Linked DNA regions of Mus musculus: region 1 is linked to region 2. A link is a loop called in an ENCODE intact Hi-C map of the cell type or tissue named here. Cell type or tissue: left cerebral cortex. All regions are shown on one strand. Links, peaks and the distances in the headings refer to the core of each region. The heading gives the core; the rest is flanking DNA. Region 1 holds the start of Slc44a5 (solute carrier family 44, member 5). Region 2 overlaps Tyw3 (tRNA-yW synthesizing protein 3 homolog (S. cerevisiae)).

What was found. Hi-C counts contacts between places; a loop is a spot of excess contacts. Peaks named below come from ENCODE experiments on the same cell type or tissue, not always from the same donor. Only the 100,000 strongest peaks of a DNase experiment are listed, where the experiment ranks them.
Region 1: a loop joins it to region 2, with 3 times the contacts of the local background. A loop is called at or near these places in 16 of 42 quality-filtered maps.

The regions. Positions count from the first base shown.
Region 1 is chr3:153,966,374-153,978,827 of GRCm38, forward strand. Slc44a5 (solute carrier family 44, member 5) reads left to right here and starts at 7,063. Exons shown (of 22, transcript NM_001081263.1): 1 at 7,063-7,425. The coding sequence starts at 7,392. In left cerebral cortex, for the core only: a CTCF peak has its summit at 7,164; DNase peaks (open chromatin) are centred at 6,873, 7,313, 8,194 and 8,966; H3K4me3 peaks cover 2,030 bases; H3K27ac peaks cover 987 bases.
Region 2 is chr3:154,566,972-154,579,425 of GRCm38, forward strand. Tyw3 (tRNA-yW synthesizing protein 3 homolog (S. cerevisiae)) reads right to left here. Exons shown (of 6, transcript NM_172474.5): 6 at 9,549-12,454. It overlaps Gm40186 (a long non-coding RNA gene), which reads right to left and starts at 146. Exons shown (of 3, transcript XR_867792.1): 1 at 1-146. In left cerebral cortex, for the core only: a CTCF peak has its summit at 5,555 (motif pointing left); DNase peaks (open chromatin) are centred at 3,219, 4,037 and 5,553.

The sequences.
Region 1 (12,454 bases), core at 2,540-10,539, 600 kb before region 2:
CGGAGTGAATCGGCAGAGAGGAGACCATGAGACACGGTTAGAGGGTTCCATAGAATCAGCTATGAGGTGACCCAGCTGAAGCAGGGATTTCTTTAGTAAGTTGGTAATCATGTTCATTTTTTTTTCTCATGGTGCCAGCAACCTGCCCATCACACATGCACATCATTAAGAATATTGTATCCTTATTGGACCAGTGAGAAGTTCCAGGTTTGGTCCCCAGCACCAAATAAACCCGGGCATGGTGGTGTGGGCATGGTGATGTGGGCATGGTGGTCGTTAGCTCTAGTTCTGTGGGCACGGTGGTGTGTGGCTGTAATTCCGTGGGCACGGTTGTGCACACATGACAATTGCACAGCTGTAGCCCTAGCACTTGCCATGTTTGTGGGGAGAGTCAGAACTTCAAGGCCATGTTCCAGAATCACTCCATTGCTGTGATACCTTCCCTTCCCCAGCAAAAAGCTACTCAGGGGAGAAAAGGGATTATTTCACTTCCAGCTCCAGGTCACAGCCCATTATCTTGGGGAGGTCACTGAGGCAAGACCTTGAGACAGTTGGTCATGTGACATCCACAAGGAAGAGAGTGCTCTATGCTACTGCTTGCTTGCTCTCACCAGCCTTTCTTCAGTCTCCCATAGGTCAGGGCCTAGCCCATGAAATGGCGCTACCCACATTCAGGATGGGTTGTCCATTCTAACCCAGTGAACCTTACTGAGAAAATCCCCTGTAGGCCAATTCCAGACAGTCCTCATTGAGTCTTCCTTTTCAGGGAATTCTGGTTAACCGTTCAAGTTGATGGCTAAAACATCCAGTTTGACGTGTTGTGCGGGCCAGAGGTCAACGTTGCATGTCTTCCTCAGTCATTCACCTATTTTTTTCTCTCATTGGGCCTGGAGCTCACTTGCTTTCAATGAGTCAAACTCCAAGGATCCTCCTGCCTCTGCTTCCCCAAGTGGAGTGGGCGCAGGTGGCAGCAGCCTCGGCCTGGCTTTTCCCGTGGGTGCTCGCATCCAAACGCAGGGCCTCCTGCTTGAGCAGCAATCCCTTCACTCTCTAATTCAGACTGGTCTGGAATTCACTACACAGCTCAGGCTGTTCTCGAACTCATGGCAGTCTTCCAGCCCCGTTCCTCTGTAAGGAGTGAAAATAACTAAAGGTTCATCTTCAGAACAAGAGTGGTTTCAGTCAGCTTCAGTCTAACTTTGGGTGAACAGACTCTCCTGGGTCCCTGCTAACTCCTGCTCATTCAGCTCCATCAAACCAAGCCAGAAGCCTGGAGTAGAGAATGATTAACAGCCAAGGTTGTCTGACGACCTGCAGATATAACAAGGCTGTGTGCCTGAGAAGCTTCTGAGTAAAGAAACCATACAACCAGAGATAAAGCTACATCCAGCCTTTGTCGGGAAACAGCCAAACTAGACAACCATTAGTGTCAGAGGGAAAGATAAGGCCCAAACAACCTGTAAGATCACCCCGTTCTGATTTTCCAGACAAGGAAGAGAGAAAACAACCTATATTTGGGGTTATAAAACCGCTCTCTCCTCAGCCAGTACCCCTGCCATCTCCGGCTGGTACATACGTTGCAAAACTTGTTAGGTGAACATTCTCAGGTTAGCTGCTCTGTCTCCAGCGCCCCTGTTGACTATGGAGTGGGGGTCCTCACAGCCTCACTTTAGCTTCTCTGTCTCCAGAGCTCCAGATTATGGAATTTTAAGTGCTGGAACTATGGGCGTGAGCCAGCACTTGGTGCTACGCACTAATTTCGTTTTCTGTCAGTCTCATCAAATGCTGCGGCTTGTTAACTGTCTGAGATCCTCTCTGTACAGCACGTACTATAAACACCCAGTGTGCTCACCCCCTTTTCCAGCCTTGTAGTTGGTTGAGTAAAATAACATCCACCCCATTGCCTTCATTGCCATCTTGACCTTGACGGTGTTCGGATCCCCTTGGCACTCCTTCACTGCTCCCTCATTTCCAAAGCAGGTGGGATCATCGCTGTTCTGATCAGATGGTCTTCCTCAAACATAGCACAAAACTCCATCTCCTGCTCTAGAAAGGAAGAAGTCGTCTCTGGAAGCTTCTGCAATATCTTTCTGTATTCGTAGACTGACCTGCATCCTTATCTACCTATGTTGCTTGGGAATGTGACCGTGCTTACAGAAGGTTGGGGGTCAAGAAACTAAAAGGAGTGGGGATGGCTTAGTACAGACATAGACAAACCCAGACAAGAATTCAAAGTTCAAGAAAGACTTCCTGTCAGGTCTGATGCAACCCCTGTCCTCTAGGAGGTGCTGTTACCCCTTGTCCTTTCGAAGGTACTGTAACCTCTTGTCCTCTAAGAGACTCTGTAACCCCTTGACCTCTAGGAGGCGCTTTAATCCCTTGTCCTCTAGCAGATGCTGTAAACCCTTGTCCTCTAGAAGGCGCTGTAACCTTTGTCCTCTAGGAGGCGCTGTAACCCCTTGTCTTCTAAGAAGCACTATACCTCTTTGAGGAACATAGTAACTGTTGGGGCTCTTAGTATAGAAGGTGTTGGAAGCCAGAATTGTATATACTAACAGAGAAGTGATCAGAACTTAGATTTCCTGTTGTGCAATGTTTCATGATTTCAGTCTGAAACTAACGAATGATTAATTCCTTGTTAGCTTTTGCCCAGTGGCTCCTTACTTATTGGGTCTATGGCATCCATTATTTTGGGAAAGGCACAATCCTCCTAGAGAGTAGGGGGCCTTTTCTCAGTTTTCTATGTCAGAACCAGCGTTCCAGAGCTGAACCTGAGGCTGTGGAGGATAGACAGAAATGTGAACCAACATAATATTGTAAACTTATTTTAAACATTGTGATTTTTCTTTTTTTGTAACCCAGTTGCAGCTGCACTAATACGCACTTATTTTCAATCATGGCTTTCTTGTTTATATTAGTCACCATCACAAAGGGTATTTCCCTAGAAAATCTGGGTTCCTAATTTTCTTGAAAAAAAACCAGAGCCCTTGTAATCAGAGGGGTGCTGTGAGCTCCTGCAGCCTGCTGCCATTCCTGTGCAACCTTCGGCCACTCCACTCCCTTCCCTGTTCCTGTGTTACATCTGTTTTAATGGCTTATATAATTTGTTTTGCCTTACTGAACCAAGCCAGCATTTCATTTGTAACCTTTTAACAAAAGCATGCAATGTATGCTGCCCAGGAGACTCTTGGCCTGGAAAGTCATGACCTTGGTGCATCAGAGAGTTGTGGTGCTTTAAATAAGAATGGCCCTTTTAGGCTCATATATTTGGATGCTTAGTCAGCAGAGAGCGGCAGTATTTGAGAAGGATTAGGAGGTGTGTCACTGAGTGTAGACCCTGAGGTTTCAAAAGCCACGCCAAGGCCAGGCCCTCTTCCTCTGCTTTCGGATCAGGATGTAGGTCTCAGCTGCTGTTCCCGTTCAGTGCTTGCTGCCATTGCCATGGTGATGATGATCCTGTACTGACCCTCTGAACCTGTAAGCCAGCCCCAAGTAAATGTTTTCCTTTATAAGAGTTGTCGTGGTCATGGCATCTGTTCAGAGCAATAGAACTGTGACGAAGGCAAGTGTTATAAATGTAAATTATATATCAATCATAGTCATCTAAAAGGAGGACGAATCTAACCAACTGAAATTTTGAGTCACCTTTGCTGAGAAAGCATCCATGCTGAGGAGTGGGGAATACCTCAGTCCTGCCACACAGAGGGAGAGCTAAGAAGAGTGCCACCATTGTAACTCCCAAGGTCCTAGCACTGCACTGTGAGCTGTGCCAGCCACCCAAACACGCAACCACTTCCACACCAAAACAAGCAAGTGCGGTGTCAACACTATTCTTGTAAGGAATAAGTAAGTACACACTGAAGCATCTCTGGTCTGAAGTGGCTTTGATCTTCAGAATCGGCAGCTGGTGCTGATGTTGGGTGGATGCTGAGTTGATGTACTAGAAGCCACGAGCTGCCATCACATCTCCACCGACCTCTTTCCATCATCTAGAACTGAGGACAGGAATTACCATCTAAGCCACAGACTTGGGGGTCAGGATGGAATAAAACACAGAATGCAAAAGTTGCACGAGTTGAAGACATTGTTCTAATATAGACAGCAGGTATAATAGTGCCCAGGGATAAAGTGGGATGCTCTGGATAGACGTAGGATCTCCACAGAGACTAAATATTCACGTGCCTCGGGGATGTGAAGAATTGGAGAGAACTTTGTCTCTTGTTTGTTTGTGGGACAGGGTCTTGCTGTGGAGCCCAGGTACTTGCAGTCATCCCACTTTGTCCTCCTCAGTGCTGGGACTTAAGTACTACCAAGCCCAGTGGCAAGCAGTTTCCAGTTAAGCGAGAAACTGTGTTAGAAGAGATAATTCTGGATGGATTTCACTTGTGGAGGGAGCGGCACAGAGAAAGGAGCTATTTTGTTTATTAAAGTAAAATTGAGGACTCTGAGGTAAAGAGGGAAGGAGGGGGAATGGTCACTTTGCTGTCAGCCAACGCTACACAGTGTGACCTTGTCTCCAAAGCAAACAAGCCAAAACAATAAAACAACAACACAAACCCAACTGACTAAGCAACACACATGAGTGAGACTGGGATGTATCCCAAAGAAAGGATGACACAGCACATGCCTGGGTTAGATGATAGTAGTCAAACAGGCATCATATCCATGGTCAACTATGTGTTTTTAAAATAATGCTTATTTTTGGGAATTTTATATATAAGTTAGGGTGTGGGTGTCTGAGTTTTCCCATTCCATTTTGCAGTGCCCACTGATGTCATTTCTAAGGGTGTGTCTCGGCAACAGGCTGAGTGGACTTGCTAGAGAGAGAGTGAGGCCAAATAGGCAGGACATCAAACTTCCTTTCTCCACCACCTAGGCTGCCATTAGCAAGTGCTGCTCAGATTTAGGGTGAGGCTACCGACTTCAAGTAACCCGAATAAAATCCCTCACAGGCCTGCCCAGCAGCCTGGGTTTCAGTTGATTCCAGGTGTAATCAAACTAACAACCAGGACTAATTGGCCATCACAGTCCAATATTTGTTTTGTAGACAAGGTCTACTATGTAGTCCTGGCTGGCCTGGAGCTCACTAGGTGGACGTCTCTGCCTCTGCCCCTCTGCCCCTCTGCCCCTCTGCCCCTCTGCCCCTCTGCCCCTCTGCCTCTCTCTCTGCCTCTCTCTCTCTGCCTCTCTCTCTGCCCCTCTCTCTCTGCCTCTCTCTCTGCCTCTCTCTCTCTGACTCTCTCTGACTCTCTCTGACTCTCTGCCTCTCTCTCTGCCTCTCTCTCTGCCCCTCTGCCCCTCTGCCCCCTCTGCCTCTGCCTCTGCCCCTCTGCCCCTGACTCTGCCTCTCTGCCTCCCTCTGCCTCCCTCTGCCTCCCTCTGCCTCCCTCTGCCTCCCTCTGCCTCTGTGCCTCTGCCTTTCCTGCCTTTCCTGCCTCTCTTGCTTCTTGCGTCTTCGTGCCTCTGCCTCTCTGCCTCTCTGCCTCTTTGCCTCTCTGCCTCTCTGCCTCTCTGCCTCTCTGCCTCTCTGCCTCTCTGCCTCTCTGCCTCTCTGCCTCTCTGCCTCTCTGCCTCTCTGCCTCTCTGCCTCTCTGCCTCTCTGCCTCTCTGCCTCTCTGCCTCTCAGGCACTAGATGACAGGTCTGAGTCACATTGCTTGCTTGAAATATCTCAGACTCTTTGACATGACGTTTGACAGGACCAGAAAACAGAAAACCACCAGAGGAATTAAGTGACTCACCCAATCTTACAGAGGTATAATGACCCAAGTCTAGAACTTATCAGTGGTTTTTGACTCTGGTGTTTTTTTTTTTTTTTTTTTTTTTTTTTTTCTATTAAACTATACTAGATCTGGGATAACCTTCTGTCAATGGGTATTGAGTTGTAATCACCGATGTCTTAGTTAGGGTTTTACTGCTGTGGACAGACACCATGACCAAGGCAACTCTTATAAGGACAACATTTAATTGGGCTGGCTTACAGGTTCAGAGTTTCAGTCCATTATCATCAAGGTGGGATCAGGGCAGCATCTAGGCAGGCATGATGCAGGCAGAGCTGAGAGTTCTACATCTTTATCTGAAGACCACTTCCACAGTAACACACCCACTCCAACAAAGCCACACCTTCAAATAGTGCCACTCCCTGAGTTGAGCATATACAAACCATCACAGCTGAATATTAGATAGATTGTATGGGAAGCTGTACTTAGGAACAAGAAAAGAAAAATGTGAATTGGAAGTGCTTTGGACTATTAAACCACCTCTACAGTGTAGATTTAAACTCATGGCCATCCTCGTGCCTCTGTCTCCCGAATGCTTGGATCCCAGACACTAGTCCCGCATCTGCCACTCTTTTAAAGCCCTGACTCCTTTATATTTTCAGATTAGCCCTAAACTTTAGCTTTTCCTGTTGCCTGGGGGCAGTAGCAGGATATACCAACCTGCCCCTCGTTAGCACCCAGGAGGGGACAGTTCCAGGGAACTTGAAACTTTGCCAGTAGGCCTCCTAACCAGAGCGAGAAAGAATGGGACCCCAGGGCCTAAGTTTCTGTAGGAGGTTAAGAAATCAGGGCACCAACTCTAACCCAGATAGGCAAACTTTATTTGCCTTTTCCTGGCAGCTCAAGAAGCGATGCTGAACTCTCAAAATGAAGAGCCTTGGGACCCGAGCAAGGTCACCTGCCAGGGTCTGGTGACAGGCCATTTGTGGGAATTCACTTCTCTTTCCCTGCAGGTCCTCCAGCTTAACATCTTCCCTCAGGAGGACCAGAAGTAGCTGACACTCCAGCGCATCGCCCAGGTGTGATTCAGGGTCTGCGGAGGAGGACTGCTCTTTTAGGTGATGGACAGATCCTGTCTCAGTCAGCTGGGGACCCCGGTGCCCTTGAGAAACAGGAATGCCAGACTGGGGTTCAGTCCAACAGCCCCCTTGAATCCTGCTGACTGGAATGTCCCTGCCGTCCTCAGCCGCTACCAACTGTCGCTGGACGAGGGTGCCGTGCCAGGGCTGGCGGCGCCCGTGGGACGGAGGGCTCGGCGAGTGGGGAGGGGGACGCGTGGGGAGGGCGGGCGCGCGATCGAGGGAGGTGGGCGCTGGGTTGGCGCTCCGGGGACCCGGCGCTGCGCCTCCAGTAGAGGCGCCGCACAGCAGAGGGGGCCGCCGTGGCCGCCGCAGAGCGTGCGGGGGCTCGGTCTGGCGGCGGGCAGCTGAGGGGCGACTGCGCCCGCGCAGCAGAGCCGAGTGGAGTGGAGCGCGCAACCTGACCGCCGCCGCCTGGCATATGCCATCACCGCCACAAAGAGCTCGCTGAGCTCAGGCGACGGAGCTCCCGGGGCTGCGCGGCACAGGAGGCTCTGCGCGGCGGACCCGGGGGGGAAGGGACCAGACTGAGGATGGCCCGGAAGAGAAAGCCCCCCAGCAGCCAGGGTGAGTCCTTCTCGTCTCCACCTCCATATCCACGTCTCCGCTGGCGGTATCGCAGCCTGGCTTGGCCAAGTGGCAGGTAGCAGCGGGCAAGAGTTTGCCTTCTGCAGGGGATGGGTTGGGGAGAGACTCTTCTGCACACGGTTGTCTCCCTCGGCCTCGGGGACTCTTGAGAAGGAGTTTGTCTCTGGTTTGGAACCTGGAGACTCTTGTCACCACACTCCCTTTCTACACTGCGGCTTGGGGATCGGGTATCTGTTGCATTTTGCCTGGCTCCTGAGGAGAAGTGACTTGGTTGCTAGAGTCAGTCTCTCTCCCTCTCCTGTTCCAACCTCTATCTCTCTATCTTCATCTCCTCTCATCTGTCTCTTTTCCTAAAGCCCTGATTCTTTCCCCTCCTTCATCTCCCGGGGCACGCGGGGAGGGGCGGCTGCGGGGGGGGGGGGGCAGGCAAGTTCTGCATCCATTTTCTTAATCTTCCCATCCCTGGTTGTCTGGCTGTCTCTCTCCCCACCCCAACCTATTGTCAAGGGCCTTGCTACTAGCCAGATCCTTGTGGGCTCTTGTCCAGACGGGCTTGGACTCCAACTGGGTCATCCCCCTGTTGCTTCTTTGGAAATACATTTGCCAAAAGTTGGAAAGTTGAGGGGTGGAAAGGATGCTGGAAGGTTGTGGGAAGAGCTTGTTGCTAGGGTAACTCGAGGCACCTCTGCTCACTTTGGGCGAAACCAGGGAAAACCTGCCTCCTGCTTGGCTCCCATCAGCCCTGGGGAACAGGTGCGCGGAGCGCAAACTCAGCGAGGTAGTGACTCGCTGCCAGATCCTTCCCTGGCTGCAGCACTGGGGACAGAGGGAAGGGGGTGACAAGGCACCAAGCAGCACGAGAAGGGCATGCATATACAGACAGGAACCCGAGGGTTGTTTCCAGGAAGAACGATCAATGTTTAAAGTTGGTTTGCAACGCAGTGGACCTCATAGCCTGTGGGACAGAGACTCCTTACACCCCTTGGGGTTATCCCTTGGGGTCATCCCGCGGTGAGAGCTAGGCCTAGGATGAAATGTGTTGCTTTGGACCACAGCAGTGCAAGGACCTTGGGTTTGCTTCTTGTTCTTTTCCCTAGTTTTTGCTGGGGATTCCAGTTTACTTAAGTGCTCTGCCTGGATGTCAGGATTTTGAATGGCTTACTGGAAAGGGTTAAAAATCATCATCCGACATTCTCCAGAGACGTTCCTACAAACACTGTGGGTATCTCATTGTTGAAACTGTCACCTGCTGACAGCAATTGTACTTAAATGACTTTCCTTAAAAGCACTGTGACTTCTGGTCAGCAGCGAGGCCTTAGACCTCATAACCCCGCCCCCATCCCCCACTGATGAGTCTTTCAAGGCCCTCTGTGAAGGCTGACAGAATTTATCCATGCAAGACACTTTTCTCTCCTTGCCACATAGCAAAGAATTCGTGTAACCTCCGATTGACAGGGTGCACACTCTACACTGTATGAAGCCATATGGCACCACCGAGCCAAACAGAAGGACTGTTTCAGCACTGCTGATGTTGCTCTCTGCTGGCAGGAAGGCAGTTCTTACCCACCCAGACCCTCGCAGACCTTAAATGGGCCATGAAAGTGCAGACTCTCATTCTACAGTACATGCTGGCTGGGAAAAATCTCACTCTAGGAATGAACCTGCTTGGCCAAGGCTCAGAAAGATGCAAGTGAGGCAGAAGGAATGACGGGGGAGTTAACAGAAGAGATGTGTGGAAAGACACAGCCCCTTTCTGCTCCCTCTTCTTCCTCACTCCCCTTCCTCCTCCCTCTTCTTCCTCCTTCTCCTCCCTCCCTTCTGTCCCTCCCTCCCTCTTCTCCCTCCCTCTCCCTTCTCCCTCCCTCCCTTCTTCCTCCCCTTTCTTCCTCCTCCCCCTCTTCTCCCTCATCCCTTTTCATCTTCCCTTCCCTCAGAACAAGCCACTTTGGTTTTTGTCTGTCAAGAAGGGATAACCCTTTCCAGAGTAAATCTAGTTTGACAGTGAGATGCTTGCAGGACAAGATTAATGGAACTTGTCATTTACACATTAACTGTTGATCCAGAAACACAAATAATCAGACTTTCCCAGGACACACGGACCCAAGAAATTTCACCACAGCTTTTTTTAAAGACGTGATTTCTTCACACAGCTTTTCTGAAAGGGGAAGTTGGCTCCGGTGCTCTCAACTCCTGGTTCTCCCCGCTAATGATGAAGTTCTCGCTTTCATTTTTGGATTTGGAGAATTTGCTATTTCTTAGAACAAAAGCAGCATTAAACATCCTTTGTGTTTCAAGTCAGCAGGATTTGTTTGCCATCTTAGACGCAGATGGACTCAAACCTGGAAAGTTGTCATCCATACACCCACGTTACGTCTGTCTGTCCATCCATCTGTCCATCCATCTATCTACCATCTATCTTCTTGCTTCTTGAGACAAGGTTTTACTATGTAACTCAGGCTGGACTCACCATATAGCCAAGTCTAGCCTTGAACTCAAGGCAATCCTCCTATCTCAGCCTCCCAGCTGTTGGGATTACAGGTTGGGAACTGGGCCAGTCTTCCGTTTTACCTTTCAAGGGAAGAACTGAACAAAAGCCCATGGCTACAGGCTTACTGAGCTGATGTAAGACCAACCACATCCTACCATTCACCTAGTAGAAATGGAAACGTGTAGGCTTCTTCATGGTGGTGGTGGTGGGGTAGGCTGCTGGAGTGCCGAGTATCTTAGCACTATTCCCTTGCAGTACTGGCTGCCTTTTATCCGAGATGCTTCTCTGCTCTGCCTTTGGGGAGAAGTCATGCTGGAGCTTTGGATAGCCATGGTGCCTGCTGACTTCTGGAGTCCTAGCCATAGAGATGTCGCATCTCCATCATTTGGAGGCCAGGAAGAGGGAAATTTATATGGACAGAAGAGTCGGGCTATCAGCAGGCTTTACCAGGGAAACAGTAGTGCTCAGTTCTAATCTCTCATCCTAAGAACAGTCTTTCAAAAGGGCAAATGGAATTTTCAGCATGTCCAGGAGCGATGTCTTATAAACCCAAGCCAGTTGAGTTGGCTGTGGTGTTAACTCCATTCCCACTGTAAGAACAATCAAGACTTATGTGATGGTTCGAATTCTGAATTGAACACTTGGTTCCCAGTGGATGGTGTGGCTGGAGAAGCTTATGGAGCCTTTAAGGGTGCAGCCTTGCTGGAGAAATGGTTCCCTGGGGCTGGCTTTGAGAGGCCATAGCTTTGACCCTCTTCTAATTTCTTCTCGGTACTTCTTGTTTGCTATTGGAGATGTGGGTCTCAGCTTCCAGCGCTTTCTGCCAGTTGCCATGACTCTTTCTAAACCTGAATGAACTCTCCTTCTCTTGAGTTGCCTTTGGTCAGGTATTTTATCACAGAAACAAAAAGAAACAAATTAAGCTTCCTTCTAAGTCACTGAAGTTCAAAGCTTACACCTAAGCTCGGAACCATCTGTTTGTCCAGCTCATGTGGACTGAGCATTGACTACTGGCCAGGGATTGTGGGAAGCATTGGGGACATATCTATTACCATGAGAAGCCATAAGGAGTCTAAGAGGAGGTCTGGAAGGGGGCAGGTAGTGCACAGATTGGGAAAACTTCATATAGTGATCAATACAACAAGGAAGTCAGGTAAGGCAGTGAGTGTACTTTATTATTATTTTTTTAAATATATTTTTTATTACGTATTTTCCTCAATTACATTTCCAATGCTATCCCAAAAGTTCCCCATACCCTCCCCCCCCACTCCCCTACCCACCCATTCCCACTTTTTGGCCCTGGCGTTCCCCTGTACTGGGGCATATAAAGTTTGCATGTCCAATGGGCCTCTCTTTCCAGTGATGGCTTACTAGGCCATCTTTTGATACGTATGCAGCTAGAGTCAAGAGCTCCGGGGTACTGGTTAGTTCATAATGTTGTTGCACCTACAGGGTTGCAGATCTCTTTAGCTCCTTGGTTACTTTCTCTAGCTCCTCCATTGGGAGCCCTGTGATCCATCCATTAGCTGACTGTGAGCATCCACTTCTGTGTTTGCTAGGCCCCGGCATAGTCTCACAAGAGACAGTTATATCAGGGTCCTTTCAGCAAAATCTTGCTAGAGTATGCAATGGTGTCATCGTTTGGAGGCTAATTATGGGGTGGATCCCTGGATATGGCAGTCTCTAGATGGTCCATCCTTTTGTCTCAGCTCCAAACTTTGTAACTCCTTCCATGGGTGATTGTTTCCAATTCTAAGAAGGGGCAAAGTGGTGAGTGTACTTTAAAGTGGCTGCCAGTTCACTTCAGTTGTTGGGAGATGATCTTTACATTGGGAAGGAGCGATAGCCCAGGAACACAGCCCTGCAGGCTCCCAGGAAAGAATGAAGCAGTCACTGGGCAGGTTCCAGGAAAAAAGGAAGGCCAGTGTGTCAGTGGGTTAGAGACAGGTGAAGAGAAACCAGATCCGTGTTATTATAAAGGGAAACAAGGATTTTAGGTGAAGGGAGAAGACACTGGGTTCAACTAATCAACTCAATTGATGTTTCTGTCTGTCTACATTACAGTCCTACAGAAGGATGCTAGGAAGTCAAATGTGGGGTCACAGGCCTGTAATCCAGTTCTAGGAGGCTGAGGAGAACGTTACAGTGTCTGGTGGGCCCCATGTCTCCAGGTCCTTAGCCTCTAATTCAAGGAAGTGAAAATATAGGCACGCAGAGATCACAACGCAGCAAGGGAACATATTCACAAACAAAGTGACTGCAGAAGTGTTGTCCAGAGTGACAGTGGGCCACCTGAGGGGCAGGACTCAAGCCCTCCAGGTTATTGTCTGGGAATTCCTGTATTAGAGTCTTGGGAGGGAGGAGGTTATTATTGCTAAGAATATGCCACATGCAGTTCTTTGTTGTGATTGACAGATTTGAGTTCTATAACCTTTTGTATACCGCACATGTCCCTTCCCATAGGCATGCCTGGCTATACATAGGTAGAAGATGGAGACAGGAGACACAGAAGCTCACTTA
Region 2 (12,454 bases), core at 2,372-10,371:
TGAATTCCCCTACACCTGACAACTTGCTTTAAACTGTGTGTTTCTGCACAGGCGCCAAGGACTTTGAGGTTAGCAGGCAGCTTGCAGTCTACTGTAGGAATATCAACTTTTTCTCTAAGTCTGGCCACTTTTTGTTCCCGTCCTAATAACACTTTTATGTCCCATGGAAGGTTCAGAACAAACTGCCAGCTTCCGGAAATATATCTGGCTTAAAAATTTCCCAGATACTTAGAACAGACCCTTGGTAGTGGAATCTCAGCATAGCAGGGTTCTTGCACATCTGGCTATCAAGGTAAGCAGCCAACAGTGGGAGGATTCAGCAAGCAGACTCCTGGTCTCTGTCTCCGAAGCTACTCAGAGTAAATGACAGGTCTGGAAACAGGCCACACTTCTATGTTAGTATTGAGGAGGGCATCCTAAGGAATTGACTCCTTCCTAGTGGATGAAACAGCTTTCTTTTGGTATGTTTAGCAAATACTAGGTATGGGGAATATATATGGTTTTTGAATCAAAGGAAATATTTTTATTTTAGATTGGAAACTTCAAACGTTTACAGGTTTTATTTCATGAAGCACAACAGACTCAGCACAGGTCTAAAACTTATTTATGTTGATGCCTGGAGTAAGAAGGCTGTGCTTTCAAGATAGCAGAACTGATTTATAGCTAGTAATTACCCACTCCATTCAATATAAACAGGATCATAATTCATATTCTAGAGTCTACAGTGCATTTGAAAATGCCCAGTGCAAACATGAAAATAGTGTGTAGATTTTTTTTTTTTTTTTAGCATTATTACCCATGCCTAGTTCCTTGGTCTCCAAGTGAGTTTTTGTAAAGAAATAACTAATTCTTACTGATAACTTCCAGGTAATGACAGCAAGGGTACTTCTTGGAAAAGGCCTGAACTTTTCAACACCTTGTGCAGTAGAATACCTAAGATATTGTAAAGGGAATGGGGATTGTACTATTACACAAAGTCTGTCCTGGTGGCTGCGTCTGCTGCACAGCGATTTGAAATCAAGCGTTCCTCTGTGGCTCAGGGGGCCACAGCGATACAGGCTAGAAGCGCCCAGTCAATATGAAGACTAGAAGACAGGTTATATATCGGAGGCGCCTCAACCCCGAGGCCCGCCCCCAGCTCTGGGTGCCTGCCATGTGCTCATGTTTGGGGAGAATTAATGAAACTGAACTGAGGAGAAATTGAAAGCATACTGTTTCTTTCACATTCGTAAAATTAGAAAAGGTGACAACGTAGGTCCCGTGAAGGCTACGTCCCCAACCTTCTCTTGCATCATGCTTGATGACCACGAGCTGAAATGACCCCTCCTGTTAAAACACAGGTTTTCTGTTTAAAGCCACAGTCTCAGGCACCAGACATTTCTAACTGCTGGGAGGTCAGGCAGGTTTGCCAGACATGGTCAACTCACTGCTCCGTCAACTTCAGGGACCTCACCGTGGCTTCGAGAAGGATCTCTCTCTCTCTCTCTCTCTCTCTCTCTCTCTCTCTCTCTCTCTCTCTCTCTCTCTCTCTCTCTCTCTCTCTCCTTTCCCCATTTAATACAATAATATATAATCATATATAATCCTTCAGGACACAAAAGTGATTCACTTTTTTTTTTTTTTCCAGAAAGGACTTCTCTTTTGTTTATCACAGTAGATTCTCAGGCTTCTGATGTAGCTTTTAGCAGATGTAGCTACAAAAACAGAGGATTCGAAACATTTTCCGGCAATGTTTTGTTAAGGGCGGAGTGCTGAAGGAAGGCAAGGCAGGATTGCCCAGTAGCGGTTACCACATTAAGAAATCCGGCTTTTAGGGACGAAATGAAAAGGCACCCGAGCATCTCAGCTGTGTAAATCATTACTTTGATGTAAGGAGGTGTTTAGCATTTGTGTTTAAAAGCTTGTGTCACCAACATGTGCAAATGAATTCCGCAGAATCTGCTTAATTGATTTTTTTTTTTATCTTCAAGAGCAAATTTGGGGATAGAAAGGTGATATTATGGGCTTCGGATATCAAAACTCAGCACAGCCTTAGAAAGAATTCTCTTCAAGCACAGCAGAGAGAGGGTGGGGGCAAAGACTCAGTAACTGACCAACGGCTATCTTGTGTTTGCAACAAATAAAGCTATTAGATACATATCCGTGTGGTTTAGAGAAAAAAAGAGTAATTTAAAACAAGCTTTGAAAACCTAATTTTAAAAAACTACGACAAAATGAAACTTTGTAAAGCACAGGCATTTAAGCTTCTTGGAAATAGTAATCAGTGAGACAAAGACTAAAAAGCCAAGAGATGCAGAATTTATAAATGAAAAATGGGAAGAAGTGAACGTAATAATAATAATGATGATGATAATAATAATAATAATAAATACGGGTTTATAATACAGGGTAAAATGAGAATTACTTTCCTAACATAAAACTTGCTGTAATTAATTTAAGAAACATATTATTTACTTAGGCATATTGAAATATACAAAACCACGTTCAAATGTATGTTTGAGTCTAGCTATGTGTTTAATTTGGAAGGAACACACGAATGTTCTAGTACACTCATTGCTACCAGAGTAATTATTTATGAAGAATAAGCCATGATGACAAACTTCATTACTCAATAACATTGGTAAACATTAAAATATTTAAAGAATAATGTAGTACATTATGGTTCATTCTATTTAAATGTCACAATCATAGCAGCCTTTATGCCTGTATTTCTTTGAATTGCTAGAAATTGGTGTGCTGCTCATGCAAGCTGATATTATAGTCATATGACCTAATTAAACATTGGGATTCATATTTTAAATGTATAATTACCAGAGTTGTCATTTTTAAAAACGTAATTACTGCTTTCTACATTAGTAGCAAAACTTGGCATTCCCGTCAACAGGGCTGTGGAAAGTTCCTCCGCAATGTTTGTCTTTTCTTGTTGTAAAGAAACAATGGAAATAATTTTGGTGTGGAAACTCTCTTTAAATATTATTTTCCCGGAACAGATTTCTGTCTTTTAACACTAAGGATTTCTGCTCTCAGAATTGTACAGAGCTGCCTTATGCATTTTGCTGTCATTTGTAATCCATTCATCCTTGTTGATAGAAACACATTTCATTCCAAGCGTTTGGGGAACCCACAGACAGCACCGGTGTGATATGTAAGAGATGCGGCTCGCTTCCATTATTTTAAAACAGAGCCGGCTCAATGATTTGGGGCTTTGGGGAAGAATTCTTCATTCCTGAATTGCTCAGAATCAATCACAACGGCCTCTCCGTTATTTCAATATCGCAAATCCCTTCTGATTAGCCCTCTTTAAAAGAGATGAACTGGCTTCAGGATTGTTTGGCCCTGTTGGAAGCCCTGTCCTGGAGAATGACAGATGATGTAATTAAATTGAATCGTGTGTTTTCCGTAGAAAGAAAGCATGACTTGAGAGCCAATGTGGACGATCCCCTCATTCCTATATTTAGATTGCTCACGTCAACAGGGCAGCAGGCCACTGACCAACAACCGAGGCTCGGGATCACATGAAGCCTTTTTAATTTTTTAAAACAATGGAAAGATTAAAGAAAGAGAAGTAATAGAAAGAAAGAAAGAAAGAAAGAAAGAAAGAAAGAAAGAAAGAAAGGAAGGAAGAAAGAAAGAAAGAAAGAAAGAAAGAAAGAAAGAAAGAAAGAAAGAAAGAAAGAAAGAAAGAAAACGGCCGATGAAATAAATGTCCCCACTTGAAGAGCTATCCTTCACCCCCTGAGTGAAAGAATGCCCCTTTTCCCATTTAGAGGATTGATTTACCCAGAGTGCAATATAGAAACGTCTGCAGAAGCAGTTAAGCTTAGGACCCAAGGAGGAGCCCCGCCAGAAAGTAAGCGCTCCAAGTTCACGGAGGGGCGCCTGCCAAATTCCTCTGTTAGTTTGTAAGTGAAAATACAAATGCGATATTTAGCAAAACTGCTCCTTTGTCTTTTAAATGGGACGTGTAAACTAGAGATTATGCGGGCGAGCCAGATCTTACTTGAGCTCCATCTAGCAGCTAGTAGCAAGGAGGTAAGTCATCGCCGGTTTCTCAACATTTGATCGCACATGTTTACAGGAAGGGCAGAGCTTCTAACCAGTCTCCCCTCCCAGTCTCTCTTAGCTGATTTCCACTTTCACACAGCCAAGCCACAACCGTTGTCTTACACTCTAGCTGTGATGTACTTGGAACAATCTTTGCTCTACTGAGTTGAAAGGGTCCTATTGACACTTCAGCTTTAGAATCTCAGAGAAAACCAGTGTTGCAAAGACCCTCGAAACGGAGATATCAGAAATTCCCTGGAGGGTCTGGAAGGACGCTGAGTTAACAGTGAGGGCTGCATGCACAGCCAGAGTTTGCTCTTTAGCAAGAATGTAAAAAAATCAGGCATAGTCCTGTTTTGTAACCCCAGCACTAGGGAAGTGGAGACAATGGACTCCCTGGGGTCCCCTGGCCAGACAGCCTAGAATAACTGGTGAGCTATTGGCCAAGTCAGCTACCCCATCTCAAAACAGGGTACACAGTGCCTGAGGAAAAACATCTGAGGCTGACCTCTTGCCTGGTCAGCATATGGACATGTGCAACCACAAAACCACATATTCACCCACACACTTAGAATGGCCATTTGGAATGGATAGCGGTGCATTCTTTAGATTGGATTGTTAAATGTAGATATTGAAGCATTTTGTTTGCTCAGTGTTAAGCATTATAATGAGCATAAAGATCGAAAGGCCCATATGAAACGTGGGAGCTTTGTACTCATAGAAGAAAACAATTTAAGGCGAAAATCTATATAGTCCGGATGAATTTGGCTATAATTATCTACTCTGTCCAGAACACTTGTAGATTCAATACAGATGTATTGAAACTGTAATTTCTCTAGAAGTGCATGAGTGCATTTGCATGCACGCACACACACACACACACACACACACACACACACGCGCGCGCGCACACATACATACACAGGCATGCACACATACACATACATAAGCATTAACACACAGATTCATCTTTGAAATTGCACAAATAGGATTACAAATTTTTACTTACATACCTAATAAGTGAAATGTACTTAAAAATATGAAAGTGAACAGAACAATTTTAAGTACACACACAAACACAGACACACACACATACACATAGACACACACACATTCATACAAGAAGCACACAAGACACACACATACACACAGATGTACACATACACACACACACACACACACACACACACACACTCACACAAACACACACACACACCTCAGACTAAACACTGAAGCACTTGTTTTTAGTGTTCACTTTTTTAATGTATCAGCTTCAAATATTCCTGATAAATAGCTTTTTAGTATTAAAACACTAAATGACTAAAATATTATCATTTTGCATATAATTACTATAAAAATACAATAGAAGTTGGTTTCATAATGTCTTTTGAAAAAATAAACCTTTGGAATATTGTAGGACTGTAAATAAAGCACAGCCAAGCTCTTGAACTTCACCGGCGCCTCCTAAGCCGCTCTAGGACTGTGCGTGCTACTCTGCCACCTGGTGGCCGATGTAGGCAGTTACTCAACGTTCTGTTCACCCCTTTCTTGCCCGCTCTCTGTTTTGTAAAACGGGTTAATTAAACTTTCCTCTGACATCATGCCATTCTTGCTGCTGTAGGAGGCATTGATAGTTTCTGCCACTCCAAAGCAACACACAGACAAAACAGGTGGCGTTAGGAGCCTGTTGTTTCCTTTTTGTTGTTGCTGTTGCTTTGGTTTTGAAGAAAGGGTTTCTCTGTGTCGCCCTGACTGTCCGGGAACTCTCTGTAGACCAGGCTGGCTGGCCTCAAACTCAAAGATCTGCCTGCTTCTGTCTCTCGAGTGCTAGAATTAAAGATGCTTGCCACCACTGTCCAGCTAAGAAGTCTCATTTCAAATATTAGAATTAAGTTTATTTGTAACTATGTGAAATTTTAAGCTAAAGATAAACCATTGAGAAAATAATTTTAAAGGAGAGAATTCTGTTATAATTTTAATTTAAATTAAAGGCATACCACCACCAGCAGGCAGGAACTTATTGTTAAGATGAGGAAATTCACTAAGATTTTTGATCTCTCCTTGTTGGCTTTCTCTAAAGACATACACGGAGTTTGTTTTAGTCCCATCGTGCCTTGGAGAGAGGCTGAGAGTTAGTCATTATAGCTGAGAAACAAAGGGCTGCGTTAAGTGCTATCATGGACAACACTCCAAGGCTTTAATGGGAGCTTGTCACTGCTGTGTCACAGAGAAGAAAGAAGAGGAAGGCACTCCTGCCAGTGTGTCCTGAAGGTGAGATGAGCTACAAGGTACAGCCTTGGAATAGGATCATTTGTTAATAACTATCACGCATGATGAACAATGTCATAATTATATATAAAAATAACCTACTGTCACAAGTGCAGAACCTAGAGGCACAAATACCAAAGGGGCCAGACTCATGGGCTGGAGATTCACAGAATGAGGCTGGAGTATCTTCTTGTTTGTGCAAGACAAGAACACCTGGAAAGCACACAGGGGCAACCTGGGGACTCCGTGGGCTACACCTGGGACAATGTTAGCATTAACATAAATGCTAACAGCAATGACTCTTAGATCACTGAATAGAATAACCCATTTGACAAACATATGTGTGTGTGCGCGCCTTAGTACACATGCATGCATGTGTCACGGGATAACAGGAAAAGAAATAAAGGAGCAATCATGTCATAACTGATTTGGATATTGTGAGTCCATAGTAAGACAGGTGGGCGGGACTTTGATCTAAAAAAAAAAAGCAGGATGTTTATAAATTCCAAAGTGTAGGCGTTTGCAACTCCCTCTTTCCAGCGTTTTTCATTATATTCTGGGAATTAGACACGAGTACTGTATTGCATCATTTCCATCTCCAGCCCCTAGCTCCTCCCCTGCCCTCACACCCACTCCTTCTCAACTTCATGTTCTCTTTAGTTATTATTGCTACATATGTACAACCTGCTGAGTCTAGCCAGAGTTGCTCGTATGTTCATGTGTTTAGAAATGATGCTTTGACACTGAATCACCCACCAGGGGTTTCTTTCCTCGAGAAGACTGGTTCTCTCTTAACAGCCATTAATTGCCTGTTGCTCTTAATGTGGGTGGAGCCTTGTTAAATTTCCCCCAGCCCTGCTGGCTTGTGAACTGGTGGTATTATTGTGCAGGTTGTCAACATGACTTTATCGGGTCTTGGCCATGTAGTTATATCATTAATGGAAACACAGTTGTCTATCCACATTGGTAGGCTATGGAAAAGAGTGCCTCTGTATTGATCACTAAGTCCTTCCCTTGTTATTATTCTGTAAGCATTTATAGGGTATAAGGCACTATAAGCTATCTCAATGTGTTTTAACACTTATGGGAAGACATATATGGGCACATGAAAATACAATGCTATTTTATATAGGAGTGGGAGCATCCGCCGATTTTGGTATCCACAGGGATTCCTGATCATATCCCCCCCACATAGAGTGCTTGCCTAGCATCCATGAGGCATTGTTCAATTCCAAGTACTACCGGGTGCCATGATACGAACTTAATTCCAGCATCCAGAAAATAAAGACAGGAGAATAAGGAAATTGTGATGGCTATTCAAGCTTGTCATCTTGATTATATCTGGAATGAACTACAATCCAGAAATGGAGTCACACCTTTGACCTAGATCCTGAGGCTGGAAGACACAAGCTTTTGATCCAGATCATGAGGTGGGATGACACATTCTCTTAATTTACATAGACACACACCTTTAATCCAGATCTGGAGGCACACCTTCAATCTGGGCCATACCTTCTGCTGGAGGCCTGTATAAGGACAATGGAAGAAGGAAGGGTTCGTTTTTCTTTGCCTGCTTGCACTTACTTGCCAGCACATCTGTTGGAACCTACTGCTTCAGGATTCCAGCTTCTACAGAAGCCCAGCTGAGACACCCAGCCTCCTGGGGCTGAGCAAGTGCTTTATTCTTGGACTTCCCAGTCACAGCTGGCCATTGTTGAGTTAGTATGGACTGCAGCCTATAAGTCATTTACACACACACACACACACACACACACACACACACCCATACACACACACACACCCATATACACATGTATGTATGTATTCATTCCATAAGCTCTGTGACACTAGAGAACTATGACTAAGACAGAAGTCAAGGCTATACAGAGAGTACAAGGATAGCCTGAGGATACACAATGGGTCCTCCCTCAAAAAGAATAGGCAGAGTTCTGTACATCTTGAGTATATTCTGAGATGCGTCCAGGCACTTGATCATACACGTGGGTGTATACTATCTAGACTCCATGGGAGAGGGGCACACATAATCACCCTGAGTGAGGGGTAAGCAGATTCTCAGAGTGTCCATTTTCTTCAGTTTTGAAATGATTTCAATATAAAAATTTAAAAAGGGTCGCTGAAAAATAACCAGAGAGGCCATGACACCATTAGTCACAAAGCATATCTTAGAATTCTTGGTTCTGGGAATCTTGTCGTCTTGTCAGGAGAGCTGTCTGTGCTGGTTATTTTCTTGGCAGGAAGATGAGGTGCCTGGATGCAGCACATGCAGAAGGCAGGTCCTTTGTGGCTCACAGTCTAAAGGGACACACCTTACTGTGGTGAAATGTGGCAGACTTCATGATGGCTCGGGTGTGTAGCTGCGACATCTCTCATCCCAGGGGCAAAGGGCTAGAGGTCTGGGGTGGGAACCAGGGCCTGGCTGTAATCTGTAACTGCCCCACCCCCACTCAGTACTCCATCTCTTCCAGCATGGCTCCAGTACCTGAAGGTCTGTGTCCTCCTCAGTGCCACCATTTGGGCAGCCCAGGACCAAGGGTTCAAACAGAGGGGACCATGTGGGAGATTGCACATTCAGTCAGAGACAAAGGCTACCTTATACTATGCAGCTATCAAGTGACCTTGTTTTTCTGTAAACCTGAAGTGCTGTTAAAAAACAAAAAGTCTATTGGAATGAATGAATGAATGAATGAATGACTCACTTCACAAGGACGAACAATGTTGAGGTTTGGTTTGTAGCTATGTAATGAAATGCTAATTTCTGTATTCCAAGGTCTGGTTGCCTCAAGACAAGTCTAGTGCCTCAATTCTCACTTATACCAGATTTTGTTGTGCAAACCTTGTACCTTAATTTAAAACTATTGGTTGAATAAAGATGCCTACAGCCTGTAGCTGGGCAGAAGAGGGGTACTGGGGCTTCAGTTCCTTGGCATGGGGAGGGTTGGAAAAAGGAAGAAGGCACCATGGGGTAGGTGGATCCTGAGAGCATGGCTGTCAGGGGCGGCCAGTTGGAGCAGGAGCGGCCAAGGCGAAATGTGGCAAGTGACATCTTGGGACTACTGACAGTCGAGTAGACAAAACAGCACAGAGGGTTGGTATATGCCCAGCTCTAGTGCTTTTAAGGCTTATAATAAAGGTTTTGTGTCTTTTATTTGAGAGTTAAATGATCGAAAGTGCAATACAAACCCCAAGTAATATTTACTGCAACAGAACAGACAAAATTCTAGGAAATTAAACTACTTTATTGGGTTTTAGCACATTAACATTTGTGCCTATTTGAATCCCTGTTAGGACCCACCCACATGTGCAAAGCACCATGGTGGGGTAGGAATATATTTTTATTGTATTCCTTGCATAGCAGTGTCAGATCTATTTCCCCATCTCCAATTCGATTAAAGTCACTTCTGGCCTCCATCACAGGAGGGAGGCAGTGGTCATTTTTCAGAGCCCCCCAGCATTTATTCCAGGAACCAGTGCCCTCCCTCTTTTCCTAATGAGGACAGGACAGCTAAATTGCCATGTTAGGGGCAAGGCACCTGTTCTCTGTTAACTCAACACACCTACTTACTATGTAGAGTTGGCTTTCTGAGTGTGTGAGCTGTGCAGTTGCCTATGCTCAGAGTATCTTGCTCTATGGTGTTAGAGGTGGCTCTGTTGGTAGAGTGCTTGCCTGGTGTATACCAAAGCCTTGGGTTTGATTGGTTCTTAGCACATACATTGGATGTAGTGGCTCATGCCTGCATGAACTAGAGACAATGCTAAATATACCAAATACCATCTCAAAAGGAGAGAGAGTGTGTGTGTGTGTGTGTGTGTGTGTGAGAGAGAGAGAGAGAGAGAGAGAGAGAGAGAGAGAGAGAGAGAGAGAGAGAGAGAAGTCTCAACCTTGATTTCATTCTTGGTGGTAGCTATCTTCAAATTCCTAAACATCGTTATACAAAGGGCTTGGCATTTTGATCTTGCATCCGTAGGAATTGTAGCAGTTTATCTTTTTGTCCTACGATACACTAATACAGTTAACAGGTTTGTTTCTCTCCAGTGTTTATCCGGGGCTTGCCACCACAGACTGACACCCATAGGGACCAACTAATGAGGTGTCTGTCAGAGAGCTAGCAATGGGAAGGGTCTGAGGGGAACTGGATGACTCTTTTCAAATGTTACAGCCAGAATGTGGCTGGCTGAGTGTCATGTGGGATGTGTGCCTCCAACAACCCAAGTTTTCCAATTAAAGGGAACAAACAAAACAAACCCTAGAGATGCAGTTTTACTCCCACTGTGAGCTAATTGTACTTTAAAATCATGACCCAATTAGGAAAACCACCCTCATGTGAGCCACATGAAACGTATCTGCTTGGCCATAACTTGGTTGATGTCTGGTCCAAGAACTCCAGAAACAAAGCTTGTGGAACCTGGAGGAGTCAAACCTGGGCAGTGAATGGTTGCCCCAGGGAGAAGCAGAGAATGCCTTCTAGTTCAGAGGCTAAAACCCAGGGTGGTCACTGCAGCTCAGGTCCCTTCCCTGTGGTGGTTCTACCTAGGGTCCCCCCACCACCACCACTACCACCATGCTGGCTGTTCTGTTTACATGTTGTCACTCCTTCTGACTGCTTACCTGGCAGATCATTTAGATTTTATTCAGTAATTCAGAAGCCATGCTCAAGACATTCTAAGACTGTAAGTTTCCTTTCCCTACCCCAGTTCCCTACCTGGCAGCAAGCTGTATATGCTTATACGTAACGTGCAGCTGCAGTTACAAGAGTGCAAGTTGTGCAAGGCACACGCCACACAGCACCAGGGCTTCCTGCCACGCCCTTCACCAGAGTGCAAACACAGCATTGTCCTGAGCATAGACAGTATCACAGGTGCTTGCTCATCTAAGGAATCCACAGAAACCTACAGGGCAGGTGTGCTCCAGCCTCCGCTCATGGGGCTTCTTCTCGTGCTGTCTGGAATAAGCCGGTCAGGAAGGGTTCCTAAAATGCCGACTTGAAATTGCCAGTATTTGAAATCACCTGACTCAGGAGATGTGCTTGTGCTAAGCAGATCACACTTGTCTGCTCCAGCCTCCGCTCATGGGGCTTCTTCTCGTGCTGTCTGGAATAAGCCGGTCAGGAAGGGTTCCTAAAATGCCGACTTGAAATTGCCAGTATTTGAAATCACCTGACTCAGGAGATGTGCTTGTGCTAAGCAGATCACACTTGTCTGCTCCAGCCTCCGCTCATGGGGCTTCTTCTCGTGCTGTCTGGAATAAGCCGGTCAGGAAGGGTTCCTAAAATGCCGACTTGAAATTGCCAGTATTTGAAATCACCTGACTCAGGAGATGTGCTTGTGCTAAGCAGATCACACTTGTCTGCTCCAGCCTCCGCTCATGGGGCTTCTTCTCGTGCTGTCTGGAATAAGCCGGTCAGGAAGGGTTCCTAAAATGCCGACTTGACTGACTTTACTTACAGATTTAAGAAAAATAAAGATGACAGTTACAGTTAACCTTCCTTTCCAGCTTGCCGGCATTTGAAATCGCCTGACTCAGGAGATGTGCTTGTGCTAAGCAGATCACACTTGTCTGCTCCAGGGCTTCTCAAACTTCTGACCTGTATGGGCAACTGTTCACATGTGTTCATATCCACACTCAAACACATAGATGTATAACCAGAGCTAATAAAATACATCCTAATAAAAGTTTAAGAAGTAATGTGTCTGGACATCTGACTGACAAAGGTTGAACTTGTGACAGTTAATTTACTCGATTTGATGAGATTCGGAATCACCCAGGAGACATACCTCTGCTGTCTGTTTTATGAGTTTTAATCAAGAAGATCCATCCTGATGTGGGCGGCACCATCCCCTGGGCTCCCTGACTACGGATGCAATGTGACAAGTTGCCTCAAGCTCCTGCTGCCAAAGCTAGAGACGGCCTCTGCTCCCATGATGCTCCCTGATGCTGTCAATGCCATCTTCATGACTGGTACATTTGAAAACGATGAAGTCACCTTCCCTTCAATGAGGAAAAATGGTAATGCTGCAATAGACTATTGCTGGCCAATGCTCACTTCCTATCTGATCCAGTCATCCCTCAAGTGCGAACACAGCAGGTGTTAGAAGAAATGGAAACCCACAAAATGAAATGGTT